Regions from separate parts of the Homo sapiens genome. Here region 2 is linked to region 1. The links are chromatin loops, found by intact Hi-C in ENCODE. Cell type or tissue: endothelial cell of umbilical vein. All regions are shown on one strand. Links, peaks and the distances in the headings refer to the core of each region. The heading gives the core; the rest is flanking DNA.

The links. Hi-C counts contacts between places; a loop is a spot of excess contacts. Peaks named below come from ENCODE experiments on the same cell type or tissue, not always from the same donor. Only the 100,000 strongest peaks of a DNase experiment are listed, where the experiment ranks them.
Region 2: it touches region 1 in a loop (3-fold over the local background); 11 of 110 quality-filtered maps call a loop at or near these places.

The regions. Positions count from the first base shown.
Region 1 is chr6:28,586,899-28,592,278 of GRCh38, forward strand. It overlaps SCAND3 (SCAN domain containing 3), which reads right to left and starts at 400. Exons shown (of 4, transcript NM_052923.2): 1 at 1-400. ZBED9-AS1 (ZBED9 antisense RNA 1) reads left to right here and starts at 480. Exons shown (of 2, transcript NR_186619.1): 1 at 480-834; 2 at 2,331-4,851. TRQ-TTG2-1 (tRNA-Gln (anticodon TTG) 2-1) reads left to right here and starts at 2,481; the gene lies at 2,481-2,552. RefSeq lists enhancers at 20-896, 2,388-3,067. In endothelial cell of umbilical vein, for the core only: no CTCF peak of the experiment used is centred there; a DNase peak (open chromatin) is centred at 2,573; H3K4me3 peaks cover 616 bases; H3K27me3 peaks cover 1,476 bases.
Region 2 is chr6:28,645,855-28,651,234 of GRCh38, forward strand. It overlaps TRT-CGT3-1 (tRNA-Thr (anticodon CGT) 3-1), which reads right to left and starts at 2,426; the gene lies at 2,353-2,426. LINC00533 (long intergenic non-protein coding RNA 533) reads right to left here. Exons shown (of 3, transcript NR_135285.1): 2 at 3,042-3,212; 3 at 2,432-2,797. It overlaps LOC105374996 (a long non-coding RNA gene), which reads left to right. Exons shown (of 3, transcript XR_926657.3): 2 at 1,551-1,618. In endothelial cell of umbilical vein, for the core only: no CTCF peak of the experiment used is centred there; a DNase peak (open chromatin) is centred at 2,447; H3K4me3 peaks cover 1,051 bases; H3K27ac peaks cover 235 bases; H3K27me3 peaks cover 238 bases.

The sequences.
Region 1 (5,380 bases), core at 177-5,176:
TACTCGGGCAATTCCATTGAAAGTGAAGCCATCCTCTGAAAAGACCAGAAATAGTGAGCACAGAGCGACTCACTAAAGCTTCAGGGTCACAAATTGAGCGGCAAGATACTTGCGAGACAGAAAACCGAGGTTATGACGGATACTTTGGCCCTAAATAAAGCCTGGGTGTATGAGCCTAGGCAAGGAAACGAAGATCGGAGCAGCCTGGGCGAGGGCGGAGAGGGAGAGGGGCTCACAAGCTGCCTGGGGAAGAGGCCCGATTGTCGCCGCGCACATGCACCCTTCCCTCGGCCGCAGCTCCCACCTCTGAGGAGCTCAGACCCTGTGGAACCCAGACTAGTGGGTCGAGGGAAACACTCTACAGCTCAGGTGGAGGTTCCGCAGACACACCCGCAGCTGTGCCCGTAGGTTCCGGCCGGGCCCGGTGAGCCACGCTCACTTCCGGTCCGCTCTAGGATTCCAGGTGGTGCCGTCTTCTCACTGGTTGTGCAAACACCTACGGTACCAGTAATTCTGGGGAGGCAAGTACTCTGGAAACGACGGAGAATTAACTCCGGAATTACCTAGTTATCTGGCATCACGGTGAAAAGAGTTCCACAGTGTGAGTAGTGCTGGAGTAGATGCTGCTGGTCTGTGTTTTCCTGTCACCGTGATAAACCATCGCTGGCACTCAGACCCGTGGTGCTCACCGCAGCGACCTGAAACAAAATGGAGAGGAGCATCCCTAAGGACTACCACGTCAGCGAATCTGTAGGATCGTCCCCCGCCTTTCCTCGTTAATTTCGGGCCACTTTCACCTTTCCCTTTCACCCTAAATCAGACTTAAAAAGAAATGTAAGAGTTAGTCCATTGTTTCCATTTTACGGATTAGAAAACCAAGACCACCGAGAATGAGCCTCAGTTGTTTAGTCACGGAGCACAGAGCCGTGACTAAACAACTGTGGGAAACTGGTCCCAGAAATCTAACAAAATCTGGACGGCTGATCAGCGCCTAGCGAATCACTGGAGTGGAGTAACCAGAACATTCTTTTCAAGCAGTCACTGGGTTCCTCCATACCTCTGGTAGCGCAGAGATGCCCAAGGAATATTTGTTGAATTGCTGCCTGGTTCCCTTCTCCATTCTCTGTTTCCTTCTGCTGTGGTCCTCATGTTGATTTCTCACATTTTGGCATTTCTGAGTAGAGAGTCTTTGAATAATCAGAACATCTCTTTTAGAAATCTCTAAATAAAAAAGAAATCTTACGCTTAGAGTCCGTGAATGGTCTTGAGTAAAATTCTGTATAAAATTTTTGTCTGTGTGCCTGTGTCATCCAACCCTGAAAAGATCATTTTCCCAGTCACTTTTAACGTGCTGAACTTATCTTTTGTTTCCCCCCCTAACTATCCTTTGCAATCAGGGATTCTACTACCTTTTTCTCATTCTGCAAGGCAGTGATCTCTGCCATGCTGAGCACAGTAGGCAGTTAACATGGAGTAAGCATGACTTCTAAGTCCTTTACTGACGAGCCTTACTGTTTTGTTTGTTTTGTTTTGTAGATTTGCATTTGTTAATTACTACAACAGTGATAGACACTTATAAAAAAAGTCAAATATTTAAAAAGTCAACGTGGCAAGAAGTGAAGTTTCTTCATCCTCAGTTCCATTCCTCAGAAAAATTGATGCCGAGTTTGTTGTATGTACCTCCAACCTATTTTTAAAATGTACATACAAAATTGAGTACAATATTATTATGTACAAATATAACTGAGTCACAATTATAACTCATTATAATTTGCAAAACTTAAATCATACTAGACTACAATTCACCAAGTTACTGGGCTTTTTTGGTTTGTTTTAAACTTAAATCCTCCCCCAGAAACTGCCAAGCCAACATGTGTTACATGTCTATCCCATTCTTTTTAGTGGCTGTAGAAGAGACTATTTTGATAGATATTGCTAAAAGATCTGCACCCCAGAGGGATGTTTATCGTGAGTCTCGCTAAAGTGTGTTAAGATCCTTTCCTTGCGCTGTGCTTTCCAAGGCCTTGGGAAGAGGTTGCTCTGTATGAAACATATTTTGTAAGATTTGCAAAAGTATGCTAGTATAGTGAAAATTAGTTAAGACAGCTTCCTCTCCCTACTCCAGCTTATCCTCAGATACATCATACAGGCCTTAGAGTACCCATAATTTTATGTTGATAACAGCTGTTCTTTTTCTTAAAGAGGACTTTCTAAATTGTTAAGTTTCAGACCTCACAAATCTGCCCCGGTTGATTTCTGGAAGCTAATTTATGCTCCCAACAAAAGCGCAGGAAAGAGTGAAGAGATCTCCCTGAATTTTATTTTGACAGTTACTCCTTCTTCAGCAGCAAAGCGTCAGCTTTCCTGTCAGCGTGAGTCTCACTGAAGCCTGACCTAACTCTTTCGGATCGGAACTAGAAAGTTTATTATCAAGGAGGTATTTAACCACGACTATACTTACCTACTGTACCCTTGTGGTTGGTCCCATGGTGTAATGGTTAGCACTCTGGACTTTGAATCCAGCAATCCGAGTTCGAATCTCGGTGGGACCTTTCAAAGGTGAACGTTTTACAGTTCCTGGCTTGGCCTCTGAATGTGGGAAAAATTCGTTCCTCCGCTTCCCATCGAATTCTCGTCGAAAACAACTTTGTGGTCGCGTGCACGGTATTGAACTCTCCCCTTCTATCCAAGCATGAAAGTACCAAGCTCTTTCGCCTAGAAGAACGCTTTCAAAGCGTATCAAATTCACGGGTTTGGAGACAAAGAGAAAGATGCTGCTCTTATCGACTTACGAAAAGCTCCAGCAGCAACGTGGAAACCCAATTCCTGTGATGGAGACAAACGCTTCCTCAAAATTTCCTAGGTTCGAAGCCCTCCTCGCTGCCACAACCAAGTCCTGCGTGTAAAGTGGCTGAGCCTTGGTCTCGGGCGTGTTTCTTTTGTTTGTTTTTTTGTTTGTTTTTTTTTTTTTTTTTCGCTGTGGACCTTGCGCCCCGGGTTACTTCTCGCCCCTTTTCCCTATCCCCCATCTTGATGAGACAATTCACCCTCATCTGCTTTCTCTAGTCCCCTGTACTTCTTAGTCTCTCCGCTCACCCCGACTGCAACGTCTGGAAATCCCTCCAAAGCCAGCAGCCCCGGAGGGCTCGGGTCCCTGGTATCCACGGCGTCGAGTCTTCCAGCCGGAGAGAAAAACTCACCTAGGACCGGACCTGGGCCTCGCCGCGCTGGGAGCTGGCATTCCCAATTCAGGACCAGACACGGTGGAGGGGCCCTACAACTTGTGTGGGAGACAAGGGAGATGGGGGTAAAAAGACCTCTGCCTTCAGCCGTTCGCCTGGCATCTCGCCTCTTCAGCTCCTAGTACCAGGGTGAAAGGAGGGGGCTCCCTGACCGAGTCCTCCCCAGACACTACCAAACACTCGGTCCGAAGCATCCGGGAAACAGTCCCTTGGAGCTGAAGGTCAAGAACAGAAAATGTAGCCGCTATCTTGCCTCCCCTGAACTGTGTGTGTAGACGAGGATTGAATTGGAGATAGAGTTGATGAAACCCGGAAGGTCTGGAAAATTCCTTATAGACACTAATTTAGCTGTTAGAATGAGGTGGGAAATGTGAGGTGTCAAGGTGAGGGAAAGGTGTGCCCTAGAGGACAGAGAGGACAAGAACTAAATTAGAAACAAGTATTTGTGTTTCGTACAAATTAATCTCTTCTATGATGTAAGAGACAACCTTTAAATCCAATTATTTATTTTCAGATTTCTTACTTTGACATTTTGATTTTCGCATACATACCAAAAAACCAAATCGAATCCTACTTTCACCAAGTCCATTAAACCATTAATAATTCATTAGCTCATATTTTGAATTACCATTGGTTACACAGAGACTCTGTAACTAAGTTTACAAAATTCATGAAAGCATTATTTTGGCTCCCGTTATGTGTGCTTGATTGTACTTCATATGGTCTGTAATGGTGCTAATTGCAGAGGGAAATAACATTTTCTTGTGGTGTTGCCTTAGCTAGTGTGGCCCCACCTTCTTTCCACTTTGTTGATGTTAGCGTGATGAGATCTCACCCAAAGTGTTCTCCCTTTTCCTAATGGCCTAACAGCCTCTTCTGCCTGTTTGGGATGCTTATAAGTCCAGCCATCCTTCCGACCAACACCATAGCCTGCCTGTGTTACTGTAAGTAATCATTATGATCACATCCATCGTCAAGCATCCACTTATCCTAGCTCAAACCAGTAACTCAGACTTTATCCCAAGCCTCTAAATTAAGGTAATGGACAAGACCTGATTGGAGATGGTGCCTGCACAACGTGACCCAGAACTGAACAGAAGGCCAAGGAGCAGCTGCTATGAGGAGGCGGAAGCAGCCACCAACACTGGGAGAGGCTGGGAGCATATGTAGATGCTCCCCCTGATGCCTTACATGTTCTGTGGGTCTACCAATTCCTTTAGGAAGCTGAGGAAATTCCCGTGGGTATTTATAAAAACTCCACCCTTGAACAAACTTTAGTTAGGTTCCTCTGAGCCCTCCTCTCAACTAGGTCCCATCCTTGGCTTGTCCAGCCCAATTTCAGCAAATAATCCAGTTGAGCCTAGTTTTAGCAAGAATCTTGCTAAGCCAATTCAGTAAGAATTCCTCACCTCAAAATCCTATCAAGTTTCTCTTTTTCCACCCTTGATATCTAATCAAGTTCCTCGTAGTCACTTTCTATCAAATGGTTGTCTTACCCTTACTATTAGCTATAGATCCCCAGCTGTCCCTGATGTATTTGGATCTGAGTTTATTTAATTTCTCTCCCCTATTGCAATTGTCTGGAATAAAGTCTTCCTTGCCTATTTAACTCCATCTGGTACATTTTTTCTTTGACAGTTTCATCAAAGATGTATAGGCATATCCTGGGAAAACTTCTTTTCCAAAGAAGATATCCAGCTAAGGATTGAGAATATGATCAGCTGCCGAGAGAAGATGTGTTCAGAATAGAGGACCAAGCAAATTAATGGTAGCTGATTTCCTGAGGAAATTAAAACAGACTTTAAAATCTGTCCATATCAAAAAATGTGTTACACCACATTAACAAAAATGAAGGATAAAAACCATGTGATTATATCCATAGATACGGAAAAAGTATTTGACAAAATTCAACACCCTTTCATCATAAAAACTCTCAAAAGATTAGTTTTATAGAGCCAGAGCAATTAGATAAGAGAAAGACATAAAAGTCATCCTAATAGGAAAGGAATTGAAATTAACTCCATTTGCTGATGACATGATCAGCAAATAGAAATCCTAAAGATGTTACAGAAAAGTTAGAACTGATAAATTCAGTAAAGTTGCAGGATACAAAATCAACATTAAACAATCAGTAGCAT
Region 2 (5,380 bases), core at 253-5,252, 59 kb after region 1:
AAGCATCTTTGGATTGAGTTGAGAGCCACTTCACTTTTCAATCTGTGGTCCAGTACATAAACTTAGAAGTTGTTTGCTAAGTTTGCACAGAGACTGACTCAGCTCTTTGCTGAGTGTGAGGGGACTGCAAAGCTCTTTTAAGGCTCCTTAGATAATTCACCTTGGGGATGAAAAGACCTTAGAGGACTTGACTCCAGCCTCTCTTATTCTGGCAGCTCGGAACTTTATATAAGAAACAGAATAGAAAGCTAAACTTTCGAGAGAACTCCCAGTAAGCACAACTAAATTCTCATTGAAACCTTAGTGAATTCATCACCATTAAGTAAAGAGAAAGAGGATAGGATTATTTCTTATTAATCAAAAATTAAACAAAGGCATTGATGTACTTGTCTGATGAAGTTTTACTCTTAAAACATTTGGAAAAGGAGTCATTTGTGAGCAATAACTCCCCTGAGGTTGCAGATATAGGCTTTTTCTCAATTGGGGGGTTTTCCCCCTAAAACTTGATGCCAATTCCTTTTAAGTATTTCTTACATTTATACTTTCTCCACTTCTGATTATGTTACTGGTTATCTGCTTTTCTAGTTAATTTTAAATTTATTTTCTGAAAAGAACACAATAAATAGGAGAATACATCTGAAACCTTATATTTTTTTCTTCACTCATAATTTTTGAAATGTGTTTATGTTCAATTACACATGGATTTTGGTTGCTCTTAATATAAAATTAAAACTCCTTGGCATGGCCTCTAAAATTCTGACACAGTTTCGTCCTATCCTTCTGCATCCCATCTCTCAGGCTGCTTGCCCATGGCCTTCCCACTGTACTCATACCAGCTTTTTTCCAGTCCAATGCACTTTGTCCAACTTCCTCTGCCTGGGTTTTCCTATGCTCTGTCTCCCTTTCCTATGCTGTCCTCTTTCTTTGCAACTGAAGACTCTCTTCTTATCTCCCTGATGAAACCAAATCCCATCGGTGTGTTCTAAATCACAGTCATTCTTTTTTTGCAGCACTTATCATAGCCACAATGTTATGTTTGTCATTATATAAATAACTTCTATCCATTCACCCACCCCCAACTAAGCTCTTATCTCCTTTGGGATAGAGACCAGGCCTGTTCAGTTTACCTTTCCACACCTTGGTGTGAGTAGGCATAGAATTAATAATTTTGGGAATGAATGAGGGGATGACTAGAGTTCCGTAATTATCACATAAAACAGATGAAGGCATATCTTCCACTGCTTGAAGTTAGCTTTAAGAGGTGTTTATGGACCACATAGAATTCTTTTCAGAATTCACTTCAGTGATCTCACATCCAGAAATATAACTTTTTGAAACTGGCATGCTGGCTCAGAGTCATAACACTCCTGTTGGGAAATCTGCTTCTAATAACCCACTTTAAATCAACCAAGGGAAGGGAGTGATAGTACTATAAAAATCAATGTCAAGAAATAAAATATGACCCCTGTCCCTAAAACAGCTTATTTTTTCTGAACATTCATTTGCGATTTACTGTTTATTGATTTATGAAAGTCATGGATTTTTTTCAGTGGCACATGGACACCCAAGAACTTAAGGAGGTCAGAGAAAATCTCAAAAGAATATGCAAAATTTGTCCGTAAGTCTGTGTGTGTGTGTGTCTGTGTGTTTATAGACAAAATTTTTTTTTAGATAATGTAATGAGTTCATGTGCCATAAAATTTTAAGAACCATTATTCTAAATCACACTGGATACTGTTTGTTTTTATAAATAATATTATTTGTTACTTAAGACTTTGACTTAAATAACTTTGACTTAAGTAACTGAGAAATATTGGATTTAAATATTAGCTTGATTATCAGCTGTAAGATTTGGGCAAGTTTATTTCCTTCTGATACTTCATTTTTAATCTGTAAAATTGGCATAATAATGTTTACTTCAGTGAATATTCTAGGAATTAAAAGCATGTGAGAAAATACACAAAGTGCAACTTAGTAAATGTTCCATAAATTGCAACCATTTTTCATCCATGTGGACTTTAAGCAAGGTTAACATGGAGTTTGAGAAACCAGAAGAATATATTTTTAATGTTTTGAATTAAAAGTTTTACAATTTTATTTTAGAGATTTTTTATCCGTGATTGAACTTGAACCCCTGAGTTTGGTGAAATTCCAATATAACTGTCTGGGAGATCATCAGAAACTAATAGTCTTTGAGGATGCAGGTGTAATGAAGAGAGATTGGAGAGATTAAAGCTCTATGCAGTGGACTTGATATTGTGATTAAGGATTATAGACTAAAAATTGTGATAAATTTACAAAAACAGACGGCCCTTATTAAAGGGGGAAAGAAAAAAAAACACGCACACCCTAAGGCCCCGCTGGGATTCGAACCCAGGATCTCCTGTTTACGAGACAGGCGCTTTAGCCAACTAAGCCACAGAGCCAGCCGTGCTGATTCTGTGGCTTCTTTTATGACCGAATTGCACTTAATTAGGTGACAAATTCTGTTGCCATTAAGAGTTACTGTGTTTTCGAATACATCAACTTTGCAGTAAAGGCAGACTCCTGAAAGGAACTTCTAGAAATTAGACTCCCTTCAAGTCCAACAAAACACACCCACACTCACACAATCACTTAGAAAATGTGCTTAGAACAATGTCAGCGCGTCCCAGAGGGCAAATAAAACCGTGAAATCGGAGAGTGGAGATGAACCATGTTCCCAGCGGAGGAAGAGGCATCGGTCTCTAGACGTGGCGAGAGCAGTTTTTACATTCCATGGCATTGCGGTGATTTCGAATCATCAAGTGGTTGGATTCTAAAAGTGGAGTGAAAAGCTTTTCTAGCAAAACAGATCATTCAGAATTTTCATCACATTAATGGCTTTTCTGGCCAATTAGAAGATAGCACACGGATGCGCTGAAAAACAAAAACTGTTAACGCGTTCAGACTCTCCAAACAGCTGCCAGATCACTGCTTTAGAGAAAGCAGGCGACAGCTGGGAGGCGACCTGGTCGGAGCTCACTTAACGGTTTTGTATTTCAAATCCAAAGAGACTTTGCCTGCTCGAGGCTTGTGTTCCCGCGGCTCCTGAGAGGGGGCACAGATGGAAACCAGAAGGGGAGGCGTCACCGGACAGGGTCTTTCCTAATTCTGCCTTCCTCATTTTGGTTCTTCAAGCTTCAATTAGATGTTTCCTAATATCTTCCTTATGGATCCGCACCTTGTAGAAGCTAAACAAACATTAATTGATTGAAAAATCCCCAAATTAAGATCCATTCTGAAACTGTTAACGATTGTATCCTAGTTTTCTGCCTTTGCTTAGTACTGAGGCTGGTGCCAAAGTGAGGGAGTGAGTTCACCAAATAAAGCAAGCGTCTCTGCACATTACCCAGCTTCCCCGCCATGTTAAAAAGACAACAGGGAGGACTACAAAATTCCCTATTTAACCTGGCAAAGGCTGTAAGGGGCTCTGGGCCGGATAATGCCCTTGAATCCTAAAGTCTTTCTTAATTCCTCTCTTGAGCCAAAATTTGGAGCATTGCCATTTCGTATCCCATTCAGAATGTTTTTGTAGTGAATATAAACTTATTTTCCTGTTAACCAAGATAGTCACGTTTTAATTTAATATAGATTAACAAACTGTTATGATTAGACCTGTACTAACAGTTACTGTATTAAGAGTTACTGTATATTTACTGAGTTTGGGAAGCAACATCCCCCAAAATCATAAGGACCAGGAATCATAGCCTTTCTGAATTTGAATCAGCTGAATTGTTTATGATCAGGATTGTACTAACTTCAGTTACTAAAATATAACTGGGATGGCATCATGTCCAGGGAAATATTGTTCAAGTTTTTTCCAACAAGAACGATGTATTGAATACCTACTATGTGTCAGGCATTGAAATAACTTCTGTAGACACAACTAGGCACAAGGTAGCCAGATGATAAAAATCAAACAAGAAACAGTATCACAATAAAAGAAGTACAATGTGATAGTTGAGTGCCTAGCAGGTCCCAGTAATCAAGTTCAAAGCATAATACTTTGTTTTAGGTATATTTCTGACATTGCCCAGTTCAACTAATTTTAAAATTTCTTTTTGACTTTTGCTGGAAAAAGTCCTAATAGATTTTTCCCCCCTAATGTCACAATTAGTACTTGAACACACCTAGAATACGTTCAAGTTAATCCAAGATATTTAAACAAAATAAAGAATATGGCTGGGCGCAGTGGCTCATGCCTATAATCCTAGCACTTTGGGAGGCTGAGGCAGGCAGATCACCTGAGGTCAGGAGCTGGAGACCAGCCTGTCCAACATGGTGAAACCCCGTCTTTACTAAAAATACAAAAATTAGCCGGGCATGGTGGTGGGCGCCTGTAATCCCAGCTACTCAGGAGGCTAAGGCAGGAGAATTTCTTGAACCCGAGAGGTGGAGGATGCAGTGAGTCGAGATCACACCACTGCACTCCAGCCTGGGCGACAGAGTGAGACTCCGTCTCAAAAAAAAAAAAAAAAAAAAAAATTATTGGACCTCGTGAGACTTACTACCACGAGAACAGTATGGGGGAAACAGCCCTTATGATTCTATTATCTCCCACTGGGTCCCTCCCGCAACATGTGGGAATTATGGGAGCTATAATTCAAGATGAAATTTGGGTGAGGACACAGCCAAACCATATCACTAGCCCAGTGGGATCCTCCTCCAAATAGAGTTGCACTCAAAAAGAAAAAAAAAATATGTGAGTGAATTGAAAGGCTAAATAATTCACATGAGATCTCCAGCCAATTTGATGCAAAAGTGCTCAACTAACATCAGAATCCAAGACAGCTGACTGAGGGATATGAATATCAATACTGGAGCGTGGGGATTTGTCACAACTGCAGTGACTTCATATTACCCTCAGTTATGCTTTCTTTGTTGAGAATAGGGTGATTTACTATACTACTAGTTAGTAGCTGTTAGTCCCCTGAAAATTCATGTTTAAATCCTACCCTCAGTACCTCAGAATGTGATCTTATTTGGAAATAAGGTAATCAAAGAGGTAATTAGTTAACTTGAAGTCATACGGAGTAAAGTGAACCCCTGATTCAATATAACTGGTGTTCTAATAAAAACGGGAAATTTGTCTGGGTGCAGTGGTGGCTCACGCCTGTAATCCCAGGACTTTGGGAGGCGGAGGTGGGTGGATCACCTGAGGTCAGGAGTTCAAGACCAGCCTGGCCAATATGGTGAAACCCCATCTCCACTAAAAATACAAAAATTAGCCGGGCGTGGTGGCAGGGGCCTGTAATCCCATCTACTCGGGATGCTGAGGCAGGAGAATCACTTGAACCTGGGAGGCGGAGGTTGCAGTGAGCCAAGATCACGCCATTGCACTCCAGCCTGGGGACAAGAG